Linked DNA regions of Mus musculus: region 1 is linked to region 2. A link is a loop called in an ENCODE intact Hi-C map of the cell type or tissue named here. Cell type or tissue: heart. All regions are shown on one strand.

Region 1 (8,000 bases), 300 kb before region 2:
AGCCTCTGACCAGTGTCCTCTTCACTAAGTGCAAGAGAAGCAAACTGGAACTACTTAGCTGTCCATCCAGTCCTAATCCCTCTGCGAGAGACATTACATTAATCTAGCAGCACACAGCTACAACAGATCAAATGGAGAGCCCCCGGGACCGATTCCAGAATGGGAGGTATTCTGGGAGGCAGGGACTCTGTCCAACCCTGGAACCTGACTTCCAGGATTCTGGTTATAGATCAAATAGGTTATATAGCCCAAACCCAAATTCTCTCTACCTTTAAATGGTAAGATTCTTTCATACCACAGAGAAAAAGACAAAGTATGGGTTAGGACCTGGAATTCTCACTGTAAGACAACAACAGGGATTGGGCTGAGTAGTGGGTTGGCCACCAGGGAAGAAAAACAGGAACTCTTGTGTCTCCCATCTCAGTCTGTGCGGCACGTACAAAGCTCCCTCTTGACACCATTGTGTTAACAGATTTCACAAAATAAACTGAGGGGGTAATCAAGAAGTATATTTAAATGAGTTCATGTAGCTAACTGTACACAGCCACAAGACCAAAAAGTTCTCGCAACTAGACAAATGCTAGCCATTTAAAAGGAAAACAAGAAATGAAAAACAAATATGAGAAATATGGAAACTTACTTTGAGGTGGAAATTTAGATAACAGTACCATTTCTATTAAGTAGGTTTATGGTCTTTCCATCCTTTCACCATGCCCATGCCCAGTCCCCAATATCCAACACAAATTCCAGGAGAAGAGCTGTGTCACACTCCTCCCTAAAGGGTCCTGATCCAGCCAAACCAGCCTTCAAGAAGCCACAGATGTCACCTTCCCAGTGTGGCTGTGACCAAGGCTGGACCACTGTGCAATTAACCCGAACACAATTAACCCGCAAAGACTAGGGACCACCACGCTGGCACCACAGCCCCCATTCCTGACCCAATGTCATACGAGATGGAAATTTCCTGGTACTCAGAATGAAAACCCGGGAACGACAAAGCATCATTGTAAAGCCTCGGACGGCCACTCATCAACTACAGCCATACCTTCTTGGGCCAGTGTCAGGAACCTACCCACAACACACTGTGACTGATGACAGGCAGAGAGGGCCAGGTAAAGAAGGCCAAGGGGGCCAGGCATGGTGGCGCATGCCTTTAATCCCAGCACTTGGGAGGCAGAGGCAGGCGGATTTCTGAGTTCGAGGCCAGACTGGTCTACAAAGTGAGTTCCAGGACAGCCAGGGCTATACAGAGAAACCGTGTGTGTGTGTGTGTGTGTGTGTGTGTGTGTGTGTTTGGGGGGGGGGGGGTATGCCAGGACACACCCAAGCCAGGATTTACAATTCTCTGCCTCTAAGCAGGTTCATTGGGGGGGGGGGGGGGGGGCAGAAAGCACGGGAAACAGTACAGAGCCTGGGACACCATACACGCCAGCTCACTGAAGTAGATAGTAGTAGTCTGTCAGGGTCCAGGGAAGGTGAGCTGGGGAAGCTGTTTGCAGGGTTCTCTACTTGGCACTATTCAGAAGAACATCCCAGCAAGCAGACAGGTGGGGGAGGGGGGGGTGTGTGCCAGTGTGCACACACATACACTGACACAGAAAGGGTGCTAATGTCTGGGCCCAGGGGTTTTTTGAAGCAGAGCACTAAACCTCATGGAGATGAATGTGTCTCTACTGCATAACTGGCTAGCGAACACAGCTGACCAAGCAAGATGGATATCCCAGGTTATCACCCACCCTTCACAAGCAAGGGATTCAAAGTAAGACAAGGCACTCACCCAGTTGCCAGGCCAACTGGGGGGGGGGGGGGCATCAATTATATACCTGGCCACATGTGAGTATCACAGGTACTGATGACATCATACCAAATACTGAGGAATGAAGAGTCGGGATCCCGTCTGGGGTCATAGGTCATAGCAAAGCTGGGCAAAGAACTCCCAAAGCTGGGGTCACTGTGCCCTCCTGGGATGAGGAAAGGGAACCATATTTAACAAAGTAATTCTGGAAGTTTCTGGGGATCATCGGACCTGAAAGTACCAGCAATGCCCACTGAGGAGAAGACTTTGATGATGAGGTGGTATGCTCCAGTCATAGCTGGATCTGTGGCCTTCAAAGGCTGGCAACTATTCAGTCCTTCTTGGGTATTCCCCTCTCTCAAGACAAGATACAGCATTAACGCCAATGCAGGGTGTTTGTAGTGTGGACAGACATGTAGGCAAAACACCAGACCTCTCCAGACATAACTAGATCTGGGAAATGCTCTATCAATCCCCTGTGGCTCTGGGTGCCTTACCCGTTTGCTGTCAGGGGTTTTGTTAACGGCCAGGTCCACAAATCTAAATAATGTAGAATTACTAATATGAGACTAGGTCAAGAAGAACTAAGAAGCCAGCAATGACGTAGGCAGCCCCTGAGACTATGCAAAGGTGTGATCATGCAGCCAGGGAGGTGGCAGCAGATGACAGGCCCTGCTCGTTGCCCCTCTGAAGTAGAATCAGGGGGTCCAGATTCCATTCCCAGCAACCTGCTGCAGCTGGTTCTGTCTGGAAGCCAATCAAATTAACGAAGCCTCAGCTCACCAAAATATTTCGACAGATGTTTTCTCCTGTTAGACCGAAAACGCCTGTGCTTGGACTTAATCCTTCCCAAATAACCCTGGAAGTTGTTTAAAAAACCAAACCAAACCAAACCAAACAAACAACTAAACCAAACCAACTCATCACAGCATTTGAGAAAGGACTGATTTCCTGAGAAATCTCATGCTGTCTGAAAAGGGCAGGATGGGTCCAGTTTCTGAAGGCTAACGAGTTTCAGGGATATAGCCTTATCCAAAAAACAAAAACAAAAAAATCCTCTCTGGGGCTGGAGAGAGGACTCCAGCACCCACATGGCAGCTCAGAACTGTAACTCCAAGATCTGACACCCTCACCCAGACATACACCAGTGCATATGAAATAAACCCAACAAAGAGTGGACTGTGAAAAAGAACTGAGTGGCTGACACGGAGTGGCAAGTGGTGTCTGCTGGCAGCCTGTTCCCGAACTCTGCAATAGAAGGCGCAACTCGAGCTTAGGGAAGAGAACTGGCAGATGAGGGTCAAGACACCCCATGGGCAGGCCTCGAAAAATACCCCCTCCCCAAAGCACTTCACAACCAGTCAACCAGCTACAAAACTACTTTAAGCCAGAAGGGTGACTGAGAGGAATCACCTAAAAGACAAAATCAGACAGCACCATCAGTGCCAAAGCCATCCAAATGTGAAGGTCACTTGGCCCTTCTTCAGGGCCCCCTGCAGCTTCCTGCTCACCTGGTGGGATGACGCCTGTGGGTAGCTCTCAGTCTCTTGGGAGTTGCTTGGGCTTGGTGGGCAGCTGGCCCCAACCTGGGATGCTATGGAGGTACCCGAGACACGGAAGCCCTAAGCCAGGCCCCCAGTGTCGGTGCTCTTCCAACACCTAGGCCATGCACGAGACTAATGAAGCCCTGAGAATAAAGAACCTGCTGGGGGAAGTGGGGCCTCTTGTCCCTCATGGACACCAGGACAAAGTGATGGCCGTGGCCTCCCATAGCCAGCGGTGCTGCTCAGGTCAGTGGGTTACACATTGCCTTCCAGCTGAGACAGAGGCAAAAATAGGCCCTAGCTGTGCCTACCTCCTACTTTTAAACGTGGACAGGCTGTGCTTGCCTTTTCCCTTTTTCAAAATCCCAGTTTTCTTTGAAGGTAAGTGATCTAGAGTTTGTGTTGAAATGCAGCGTTCCTGCCTTTAACAACAGCAACAACAAAAAATGGCCTTTTCTCTTGTGTACCCAATGTTCTTTACTAAAGAAAGGTGTTACTTCTATAAAGCACTGGGAAAAGAGCCACAGGAAATGTGGGTGGGGCTTAAAGCACTTTTATTCAAATGGCAGGAGCACAGGAATTAAGAGCTGTGACCCAAGGTCGGCTCAGCTGTCAAGAATAAAGCTTTCACCACAAACAGGGTGTTCTCGCCACTTCTTGGCTAGAGCGTTAAGGCTGGGGAGCATATTTACCCTGCTCCAAAGAGACTCTGTGTGTGTGTGTGTGTGTGTGTGTGTGTGTGTGTGTGTGTGTTCATTCGACAGCCAGGGCATGGGCTGCAAAGCTCTTCCATGGGACCAGGAAGGATGAGTGTCCACCCTCTTTGTGGAATCTGTGCTTCTCACAGTGCCAGTGGGAAGGGAGGGAGGGAGGAACACTATGTTTTACATGTGCCTCTCTGAGGAGTAAGACACGTGGGAAGAGGGATAGTGGATGGGGAGAGCCACCACCCACAAGCACGGGCCACCTTCAAAGATTCTTTCCAGGAAGCCACAGAATCACAGTGGCACACGGGATGCTCTCGACAGACAGAAGGAGAATGAACACAGCAAAAGCTTAGCAAGAGATCCGACCACTGCTCGGGTCACATCAAACAACCGTCTGGGCAGCGTGACATAAGCCAAACTGCACTGGTCCTGCTGCACACTCTAACACCTGTAGCTTCTGAAAGGGAAGAAGGGCAATGCTCAGTGGGCCAAGTCCATCTCCTGATTCAGCAGTCCATGGGTCTATGGCTGCCTGCAGACCTACTATATAGCTAAGATGACTGTCCTGGCTCCTCCCTAGGAGATCATCGCTGTCCTAAATATGACTAAGAGGAAGGAAATGCACCAATAAGAAACCAGGCTGGGAAGATGACCGGGTGACCCTAGCCAGTACTGACTGGCAGGGTGACTGAGCTCAAGTAGTAATGGAATCAGGGCACCAGTGCCCAGAGTCTACTGGAAGTGGTGGGTGACAGCAGCAACCAAAAGAGCAAACTGGAAAAGAGCAGGGCATCCCGTGCTGGGGTCTCCAATGGTACCACACATCACTGAGCCCCAGTGGAGAAGCGAAGTGGCCCACATCAGAGATGGAACGAGCCCAGGAACAACACTTGCACCAGACCAGTGATAAAGGGAGAGTGAATTCAGCCTGGAACTTGAGTCTTCTCGCCAAGGTAAGGCCTGTCCAGGACTGGACGACACTGTGAACCTACTCCCCAGGTGCCGGGAGGCTGGACTCCCACAGGCGGAGTCAGTGCTCCTATTCTCAAATAAGACAATACAGGATTTTTATCACTTGCAGATTATGGCTCCAGCTTCCCTGTCTGAGCATTTCTTTACAATGCTGAGCATGATCTGGGACACTTGTTTGTATTGTAGAGTTTTGAGCCACGTCTAGTTGACTATTGTATATTTATTTACACAGCCAAAGTAATTGCAGCTAATCACTTAATTACTGGAAATGTGCATAATTGCCTGATCTCAACATATAATTAAAATGTACAGCAACATTATGAATCCCATTTTTAAGATGTAGGTTTGGGAGCCTCCGAAAGACGGCTTGTTGAAAATGATCAGGAGGGCCTGTGGACTGTAGGATTCAAGCCCACTCCTATGCAAACCCAAACAAATCCACAAAGGCATAATACATTCAATAAAAGAGGGACAGGCGAAACCAAACAGCATCTTGAATGTGGAAATTCAAATAAGAAAACCAAACATGACACAAACTGCTCCTTCTGTACAGGTGCTGTGTTGGGCAGGCCACAGACAGGCCACTGGAGAAGCCCCATTAGCCAACCCATGCCACCATGCCCTCCGCGGGCTTTGAGCTGATTTCTTCCACAACTCGGAAACAAACATCTAGGGGATGTTAGACCAATACAGGCACCTGCTGGGGTGCTCAGCCACCGTGGTAGGCAGATCCAACTCAGAGTGGGAAGACACTACCCGTGAAAGCACCCTGGCTTGCCTCTGCAGCACTTTCTGTGAGCTTCTTGGTGACCAAGAGGACACAGAGAAGCCACACATTTCTTTTATTCTGTGCCTATGAGAGTACTCAGGAGAAGTCTGTGATCACAACTTTTATGTAAAAGCAGTTCACAACACTTCCGTGTATTTCCTGTATTTCTTTTGCTTATCCTAACTCAGCTGATACCATGCTTGAAACTCGTTTCCACCACATTTCTAAAGAAACGCTCAAACACAATGAACTAAAATACCTACTTTATTTTTTTTCTCACACTTCAACAGCTATAGGAAAGGATTGTGTTTAGGGAGTGACTCTATCCTAGCCCATTGTAAGATGTTCATAGGCAAAGCCATAGAGGAGTACTACATACAGTTCTACAGACCCAAACCTTGGCTTAGCTCTGCAAGGCTGGAGTGACAGCAAGCCTGCTCTCTGACCCATAAATATTTGGGAAAAGCCCAACTACCCTGGCATGATCCAATACAGTATTCAAATCCTCTGGTAAGTGCAATCCACAAATGCACTGCGTCAATTATGTCAGCAAACCAGAGAGAAGAAAGGCATACATCAGAGAGAAAGCAGGTTCAATCTAGGGATGAACAGCCCGTGTTATCAAAGGCTGTTCTGTAATTATTCCATACAACGTACTCAAGGATTGTCTGAGAGCAGGCATCAAGAAAGCCAGCGGAGAACAAATTACAGATATCAAAAAGGGTCAATTACAAAAGCACATTAAAATCTGGCTTTTAAGTAAGCCTCAAAGATTTTATTATTCCAGATGATTTGGATGGAGTCCCAAAGACTTTGGCTGCCTCTTCAACATGGAGCAGAGATGTACTCTGGCTATGTATATGTGAGTGACGGTTCACATTCCACGTCAAGGTAGAGAGAAAGATGGGGCTTCATTCAGGTCGTGGTCCCTGGCATTAACTCAGAGGGGAACACGCAAGCATCCCCTAAAGAGACTAGGAAGAGGCTGAGTGGGCTTCAGTGGAAAGTTCTGGAGACGAATCCTCACAGGGGCGAAGCTAAAATTTCATCTGGTCAGCTCCTATGGCACTGAGAGAAGCTCACCCAACTCTGCCAAGGGATCCCAGAAACAGGGATGGATGGGCACCGGGTAGCAGGTGTTCGACGAGAGAGGCTTAAGGGATGGTTAGCACTATCAAGACCAGCAGAAGGCAGCTCTCCAAAACTCAGGGTGAAAGGCTTGCTACAGAATGTAGGAGACATGTGCATTTAATCAATTAAAAACAAAACCAAAGCTGGATATGGTGGTAGCACTCACCAATTAACCCAGTACTAAAGAAACTGAGACGAGAGGATTGGTCAAGGACAGCCTAGTATACACAGCAAAACCTCATTGCAAAAAATAGCACTGACTGCTCTTCCGAAGGTCCTGAGTTCAAATCCCAGCAACCACCTGTAAAAGTGATCTGACACCTTCTTCTGGTGCATCTGAAGACAGCTACAGTGTACTTATTTATAATAGTAAATAAATTGTTGAGCCAGAGCAAGCAGGGAATAAGCGAGCGGTGTTGACCGGAGAAAGCGGGGTTGAGCGGAGCAAGCAGAGATGAAGTCTTAAAATTCAATTCCCAACAACCATAAGAAGGCTCACAACCATCTGTATAGTTACAGTGTACTCTTATACATAAACATGTAGCCGGGCGGTGGTGGCACACGCCTTTAATCCCAGCACTTGGGAGGCAGAGGCAGGTGGATTTCTGAGTTCAAGGCCAGCCTGGTCTACAGAGTGAGTTCCAGGACAGCCAGGACTACACAGAGAAATCCTGTCTCGAAAAACTAAAAAAAATAAAAATAAATAAATATATAATAAACCTTTTTTAAAAATAGCAAAGTGCTGGGCAGTAGTGGCACACGGCTTTAATCCCAGCACTGGGGAGGCAAAGGCAGGCAGATTTCTGAGCCAGGTCTACAGAGTGAGTTCCAGGACAGCCAGGACTATACAGAGAAACCCTATCTCAGAAAAACAAAAGAAAAAAAGAAAAAAGCAAACCAACTATTCCACCTACCAAACATCCTCCAGGACGGAATATTGCAGCAAAGGGCAGAACAGGCTATCTTATCTGGAAGTCTAAGTTCAACAGGCACGGTGAGAATGCACAGCTATGTGGTAGGTGTACAACGCCTTCAGTCTAAACAGCAAAATCTACAGAGAGCAGAGCTCTCAGAACGGCTAA
Region 2 (8,000 bases):
CCTTTAAAACTCTGATTGTCGCAAGTATTTTTTTTTTCTTACTTGCCCAGATGAGGTAGCTATTGTACAGGATGCCAGTGGGATCCATGCATGTCTGAGTTGAGACTTCAAGATGTGTGAATCATCTGGCAAATAGAAGATGTTCATTTCACGCTAGCTTGTTTTCTCTTCCCTTATTAACATCCTTTTCGGCAGGTCTCACTAGGTAAACCTGGCTGGCCTGGGGCTTGTAGTCTTCCTCTTTCTCCCGGCTTTGTCATTGGTGTGTGTGTGTGTGTGTGTGTGTGTGTGTGTGTGTGTGTGTGTGTGTGATCTACCATGTCCAACCCTCTCTCTTCTCTTGATGCATTTCCTCTGGAATGATTGGAATGTAGCTCATTGTTATTCATCTCATTATAAACTAGATTTTTGTCTTCGGAACTCTTTGGAGGGACCTGACATCTCCTGTCTCTTACCTCGGCCGTCTTCATAATAGATGTCTAGATTTCCTTTTTAAAAATATATTACTGAGAGCATATCAGATCTGACAATCTAAATGAGACAATTTTGATTTTATTCTAATTTGTGAAGTCATTTAAAGATGTTGATCACCTAAGAACGCTGTGCTGGTGTCTCTGAGGACACGCCTACCGGCTCCCTATCAGTGCAGCATACCAAGGCTGTGGTACTTAGTCACTGCAGGGGGCAGAGCTGCATTTAATAGCATAGCACTGGGCCCAAGGTAGACACTTAAGAAGCAATCACTGAGTTTACTGAGGAGGGGCAAAATATGGGCTTGTTTTTATTGATGGGAGAATGGAAAAACACAGAGCCTTTTTAAGACATGAAAGATGTTCGTGTCAACATGAGCAATGTGTTCTTACCTGAACCAAATGTGCAAAGCAGCTCTTTGGAGGCAAAAACAAAAGGTTATTTTGAAGGCAATCAATTTTGCTTAATTTTAACATGGCCCCATCTATGCCAAGCAATTAGAGCTTTCTCAGTCGTGTAGCAAATTCGATATGGCAAAAATATTTGGCAAATGCTGGTTTTAGAAGTTAGATGTTGTGCCAAGCTTGCTAAATGATCTAGATGTGACTTTTAAGACACCCGACTGCTTTACAGTTGTTTCCATGGGTCCAAATAAAGATGGCTCACCAAAGAAAGATAGTTTTTGATGGGAAAGGAAGGTGTATAAGATTTGAAGATAATGTCAAATGTTAAAGGAAAAGGAATAATTAAGGCATTTTAAAGCAGATACGTTGGATATATGTATGTGTATATATATATACATATATAATGACTCCCTTGAGGAATCTACGTTTTTCCTTTGCACTAGGCCCCAGCTCCTCTGTGCTAAGAATATTACCTTCACGGACGACGCAGATGTTTGTGAGGGTCTATGAGCCTTAAGATTCTGTTTTCCTTTGACTTTGCTTTTCCCCATTAGAGACGCTCTGTTAAGGCAATTATATGATTTTGCAGAACCATGGTTTACAGGAAGGAGGACAGTAAGGCTCTTACCTCTGACCGATGCACAGACCAATTCTTACCCAGATCACAATCCTCAAGGGACTCCCCAGATACCATCTTCTGCAAGGGAGGCAGAGAGATGCCAGTGCCTAAGAGATGGCATTGGTGCTTCGTGGGGGTTGGGGGTGTTGGTTGGGGGTTGGGGGTGTGTGTGCACTGCACTCCTTGCTGAAAAGCCTGCTGTGGAGGTTGCTGGAAGGGAAACCCGTCAGCAGCTCTCTCTCGTCTCCTGATAAGGTTACACTGAATGGGGCTGGCATCCTTCAAGGTTACTGTTTCAGAAAATATTTGCAAATAATTTGATGTGCTGTCAGCTAGCAGGCTGCAGTGAATCTTTGTAATTCAACATACTAATGTGGGTTTTCATGCCTTAAGCTATAAATAAGTAGGCAATGCAAAAGTTTCTGTAATGTTTATTTAATAACAGTATTTTAAAAAAATAAATCTTGATTATTCCATTGCGCTCCAATGGAACTCTTCCACTCCGCTAGTTGCCTGTGACCCCGGGCTGTTCTTGCCTTCCTTCGTCTCATTTGATATCGCTAAAGAACACGCTTGTTTTTCCTTTCAGGCCTTGAGAAGTGGCATTCGGATGCCTCTGCCTACATGCACCCATCCAAGTCTCTGCTTGTTAAAAGACTAAACTCAATTCAAGTCTTAGAAATCTCAGCAGGGTGGCAAGGGCTGGGGACTGGGGACAATAGGAAGATGCTACAGCCTGTCCTGGATTTAGCCCAGCTGGAGCACCAGGCTTGGAAAAGTCTGGCCCTGACACAAAGCAGCGCTCACAGCTTCAGTTTTTAAGAGAACCCAGAGAGAATTACAGTCAGTTTGTGGATCTACAGAGATGGATGCTGAAGACATCCGCAGCGCGGCACAAGCCAGAGCGGCAGGCAGCAGGCTCACTGACTGGGAGGCATGAAGAGCCAGAGTCACCACTGCAGGACAAGTCACATGGATGGTTTTCCTGCTGATATTTTTCTGGAAGGAAGTCATTTCAACTGTGGCTCCCCTGAGCTAGTGAGCCTTGAAGGACAGCTCTAGGGAGTTCTTGAAGCTGGGGTCAGCCAGCAGTTCTGAAGACAGAGTCAGTGGGTGGACTGGTTTGTTTCCCTTGGTTGTGATAAACACCATGGCCAAAGGCAGCTTGGGGAGGGCAGGGGAGGGAAGGGGAGGGGAGGGCAGGACAGGGGAGGACAGGGGAGGGGAGGGGAGGGGAGGGCTTATTTGGCTCACAGGTTAGAGTCCATCTCCTAGGGAAGCCAAAGCTGGAACCTGGAGGCAGGAGCTGAAGCAGACACTAGGGGAATAGGGCTTACAAGCTTGCCTTCTATGGTCCCTCAGTCTGCTTTATACCACCTGCTCAGGGACGGCACTACCCACAGTGGGCTGGGCTGTCTCATGGCAATCAATCAAGTAAATAACACGCCCACGAGACACACCCACGGGCCCGATGTGAGGGAGGCAGCTTCTCAACTTACATTCACTTTTCTCAGTTGACTCTTAGGAGATGGACTCTAACCTGTGAGCCAAATAAGCCCTCCCCTCCCCTCCCCTCCCCTGCCCTCCCCTGTCCTCCCCTCCCCTCCCCTGCCCTCCCCTCCCCTCCCCTGCCCTCCCCTCCCCTCCCCTGCCCTCCCCAAGGTTATATCAAGTTTGTCAGCCACAAGCAGCACAGAGGACACGAAGACATCCATCCTCGCGAGACTGCCATTCTGAGGACCTGTGATCACAACCCATCCCCTGAGGTCACTGTGCTAGTTCTAAGGATTTGGCATCTGGATGAAGGATTGGTAACTGTCCAGACCTGCTTTAATTGACAGACACACATCCTGGTTCACACACTCATCCCTAGCAGAGAAAGGGGGATTCTGAGGTGTTGTGGGAGAGGAGGCCGGGGCACCTTTTGGTTCCATTATATTCCTCAGGGTGAAACTAAGTCTGGCCTTTGGGTGACATTGACAGAGGCATCGATGTCCTGAGATACCCGGACCAAGCCCCTACTATCTGCCTCCTCAGGAAAAAGGCTTCTAGTCTTGCTCTATCGTCCTTTTAAACATAGGTGTATTAACTATTTAAATGATGCCCTTTGGCACCAGGCGCATTTTTAAAATGTATTTTTTTATTAGTTTTTTTCTTTGACAATATCATACTGTGTATAATACATTCTGGCCACTCTCATACCCCATCCTCTTTATCTCCCTCCCACCGCTGTCACTCACTCCCTGTAGCAGTACTTTTTGGCTACTTTATTGGGTTTTTCTATCTATCACCCTTCTCCACTCCAATCTCTCTAACCTCCCAACACTAGGAGAGAAAGAAAGTTAAAGGGAAAGTGGGCATTGATCTTGTTAGACTACTTTCTGCTGATTAGGGGCATTGAGTTCCTTGGGGCGAGTTCATAGTTAGGATATCTCTAGCCAGCAACCAATAACCAGCAATCCAGCAATCCAGCAACAGCCGCCACCTCTCTCAGGGTACTGGCATTTATACCTTCTCAAGAGTCCCCAGAATTCCAAACATAAACTACTTTCAGCTGGCAGAATCACGCCCCTGCTAGAGCATCAGACCAACCATAATCAGCTGCTATGGATAACCTGAAGCAGCCCCATATCCCACACCACGGGATTAAAACAGAAAACATAGTCCCATAACCTAAGTGGCTTTTAAAAGAAACCAAAATTCTCCCTACACTCTCCTCTTCTCTACAGGTCTTTTTTCTTACATTCATGTCTCTTGTTTTGTGACCCCCTTGAGTTTAACCTGGCTGTCTGTGTGACCTTAGGTTTGGAGCACTCACCTGCAGGCATACCACCAAAGATAATGAAATCTCCTTCCTCAGAATCCATTAGTTGACAATAGCTCAACAGATTAGGGTAGAGTTCGGTGAGCTCCTCCCCAGTCCATAATTGACAAGCAACTGAACCAGTCACGTGCAGGACAGTGGATGCAACCTCGGCTCATATGGGGATCGGGATTGTAATAGCTGTGTCAAACCCAGTGTTGAAGGCCAGGTCTCTCCAAGGCTTTCTCAGAGGCCCTAATTAAAGGTCAAAGGGAACACTAATTTGGTTTCCTTGCCCCGGGGTGGGGGTGGGGGTGGGGGAGACTTGGCAATGTCCTGTCTATGGCTGGGGCCCTGGGAACCTGACCTTTCCCCCACTGAAGGGCCGAGTTATCAGTCCTGAGGCTGCTGAGCTCTAGGTCTGTGAAGCACTTGAGATAATCCTGTGTTCCTTTTGTGCAGTGTTGCTTGATTAGCTTCCTGCTGACTTCATCCTGTGGCATGATGGCTTTCTGTCGCCTGCAAACCATGTGTAAGATGCCGTACTTCTTAGCAGACTTGCCTGCATAAGACATAGCAGCCCTTGTGCAACAGCCCCTGACCCCAGACTTCCTGCCCTCTGCTCCTCCCTCCAGCAACCTGTCACTGAAGAGTCACTTTCTGGCCCAGGTCAGCCCAGGGACATGGCATTTGTAGTGCCTCACTGTCCTCTGGTACAGTGATTGTTTCCGATCCTCCTTCCATGATGTTCCCTGAGCCTTATGGAACCTTATAAACGTCCTGTTTTAGGGTTATGCTCCCTCAACCTGTGACTTATTCTCAGTACTCGGAGCAGCCATGCTTCTCCATTCATCACTGTTCACTGCAAAGAGAGGCTCTAATTAAGGTTGAGAGCGGTATCAGTCTATGTATATAAACAGGTATTTGGAAAGTAATTTGGAACCAGGTCAACATAGCTATGCTCTAATAATAAATCCTCACCTAGAGATCAGGACCTCCTCAGCCATGGGCTTTAGGTTGGAGTTATAAGTACAATATATCTATCTTTAAAAAACAGCTTCCTTGAGATGTAATTCACACTGCATACAATATTCCGGTTTAAATGTTAAGTGACTCCAACACAATGCATTATTTTCTCTTTCAGAGACCTGTTCATATACTACCACGATCAATTTTAGAATATTTTCACTATTTTCCAAAGAATCTGTACAGCCCCTAACTGTCCTCCCCATTCTCAGTTTCTCTGTCCCACAGTCTCTGGCATCCCTTCTACTCTGCGTTCCTCTGTGGTTATTTCATGTAGATGGAGTCGTATAACATCTCCCTTTAGGACAGAGTCTCATATTTGGGTCAGGCTGTTGTTGAACTCACCATCCTCTTGCCCCAGGTGTACACCACCACACACAGCCTTAACACAGGCTCTTCTGTGACTGGCCTCTTCCACTTACTACAGTGTGGTCCAGACTCACCTATGCTGCAGCCAGTCTGGAAGTTCCCGCCTGCAGGGACACTGGCTCTCTCGCACATTCTGTTTTATGGAGGCCCTGGCATATAGCATATGCTACTCTCTATGTGCAGACTGCAGTTGCTGGGGAGCAGTCCTGGTTCTGGACTGGCTACCAGAAAGCCTGGGCTCCTCCCACACAGCCCCAGGCTGCACCTGAGCCTGAGCGCTGGACTGTAAACCTCAGTGTGTTGTTTAGGGTGGGGGAAATGTGAACAAAGGGTTAACATAAGCGGGTGCTTCCAGATTCTGCTGCAAGTCCAAATTTGGCAATCATCCATGGAGATGTAACCGACAATGATTTTATTTGTGTGTGTGTGTGTGTGTGTGTGTGTGTGTGTGTGTGTGTGTGTGTGTGTGTGAGAGAGAGAGAGAGAGAGAGAGAGAGAGAGAGAGAGAGAGAGTGCGTTCATGTGTGTGTATACGTGTGGCCAGAGGTCAGCATTAGAGTCTTCCTCAAATTGCTCTCTACCTTATTTTTTGAGACAGTCTCTTACTAAGCCCAGAGCTTGCCAATTTGGCTAGACTGACCGGCCACTACGCCCCAGGAATCTTCCTGTCTCCACTTCCTAGTGTTGGGATTAAAGGCACATGCCAATGGATTCTTTGATTCTCCCTTCCCCCAACTAAAACATACAGGTGAAATAAAGGCAAAACCAGTCTTCAAAGTAGGCTTGATTTTTCTGGTGGGGAGGAAAATGTAGCTATTATGTTTATATTCTACTAGGTGGAGATAGATCCACAGCTGTGATTTCTTTTTACATTTTAAATAAGTAGACTGGCTCCCCCCCCTCCTCAAGTGAAGTCATAATTGTATTTATTTTAAATTTATATCCTGTCTGCTTCAAAAAGGAATTTGAGGCAGCCAGGAAAATCACAAGCTATAAAATGAGCCAGCTCCATTTTATTCTAATAAAATAAAAGTTGGGCTCTCATCAGTAAGACAACTTCTCTTTGTGCTGTGCTGTGTGCAAATATTTGGATTACTAAAGAGAATTTATGAAGCAATTACTTTTAATGCTATAAGAGGAAATTAAGTACTCATTGATTCTTGATTTATAAGCTTGAGCCTAAGATCATGAAAAAGCAAATATAACTTAATTAAATGTCCCTTGGCTTTGCTACTATTGAGGTCTTCACTCATAAAGTTAGTAAAACAAACCATTCCTAGGACATAAACGTATATTGGCTCTTCCAGTTGGGAAGGCAAATAATTTACTGGTTAAATATATTCAGCAAAGTTAACCCAAGTGAGAGATTTTCCCAGTGTCCTTTGGGGCTTAAGGAGATAAAAGCTATTGTGGTTCTAAGGAAGTCATTGTCCTGGGAAGGATAGGCATTAACTTGCTCTAAAAAGGAGTAAACATTTTTTTTCTATTAGGAATATATATATTTTAATGTGCTAACAAAACAGACCATAGATCTGCAAAGGAAACAGTTCCTAGTATATCCACGGGCCGTGTGTTTGCAGTTATTCATGGAGACGTTAACCTGGGATAATTTAATTGAGCCTTCCAGTAATGTTGCTATTTTTCTCCTCTGAAGTGTAAGTGAGCTTTAAAAATTGGGTTCTAAAATGCAGCACTCTGGGTGATTCATAGCGAGCCAGTGAGCCGGTACGGATCCCTCTTTGTGTTCCAGGAGTTATTGACTGGAGAAGAAGGGAAGGTGAGACAGGAGGAAGAAGGCACAGGCTGTAGAAGGCAGCACTGTGCCGCAGAGCAGGACCTGGTGCACAGGGGCCTCCCTGGAGGGAAGCGCTGTGTCCCTGTGTCATTCATCTGCTAAGTAATGGGGAAGTCCTATGTGAATACACTTTGGTTTTGTTTATATTTGTGTATGTATATGTTCATGTGTGTGTACACAGGTATGTGTGTGCACATGTATGTGTGGGTGCATGTGTGTGTGTGTGTGTGTGCATGTGGAGGCCAGAAGCTGAGGCCAGTATCTTCCTTAATTAGTTTCACCTTATTGATTTAATTTATTTTATGGGCATGTATGTGCCTGAGTGTATGCATGTATTCCATGTGTATGTGAGAGACCAGAATAGGGTGTTGGGTTCCCTGGAACTGGACTTATAGACAGTTGTGAGGTGCCACGTGGATGCTGAGAACTGAACTCAAGTCCTCTGCAAGAGCAGCAAGTACTCTTACACACTGAAGTCTCACTCTAGCCCTCCTACCTTATTTTTTGATATAC

What was found. Hi-C counts contacts between places; a loop is a spot of excess contacts. Peaks named below come from ENCODE experiments on the same cell type or tissue, not always from the same donor. Only the 100,000 strongest peaks of a DNase experiment are listed, where the experiment ranks them.
Region 1: a loop joins it to region 2, with 2.7 times the contacts of the local background. A loop is called at or near these places in 2 of 42 quality-filtered maps.

Annotation. Positions count from the first base shown.
Region 1 is chr7:133,015,731-133,023,730 of GRCm38, forward strand. It overlaps a transcript of Ctbp2 not described here. Among named protein-coding and RNA genes, the nearest start is that of Ctbp2, 4.5 kb to the left of the region's middle. In heart, no CTCF peak of the experiment used is centred here; DNase peaks (open chromatin) are centred at 128, 3,431 and 4,091; H3K27ac peaks cover 1,004 bases.
Region 2 is chr7:133,310,944-133,318,943 of GRCm38, forward strand. No RefSeq gene overlaps it. Among named protein-coding and RNA genes, the nearest start is that of Gm35567, 99 kb to the left of the region's middle. In heart, no CTCF peak of the experiment used is centred here; no DNase peak of the experiment used is centred here; H3K4me3 peaks cover 536 bases; H3K27ac peaks cover 1,209 bases.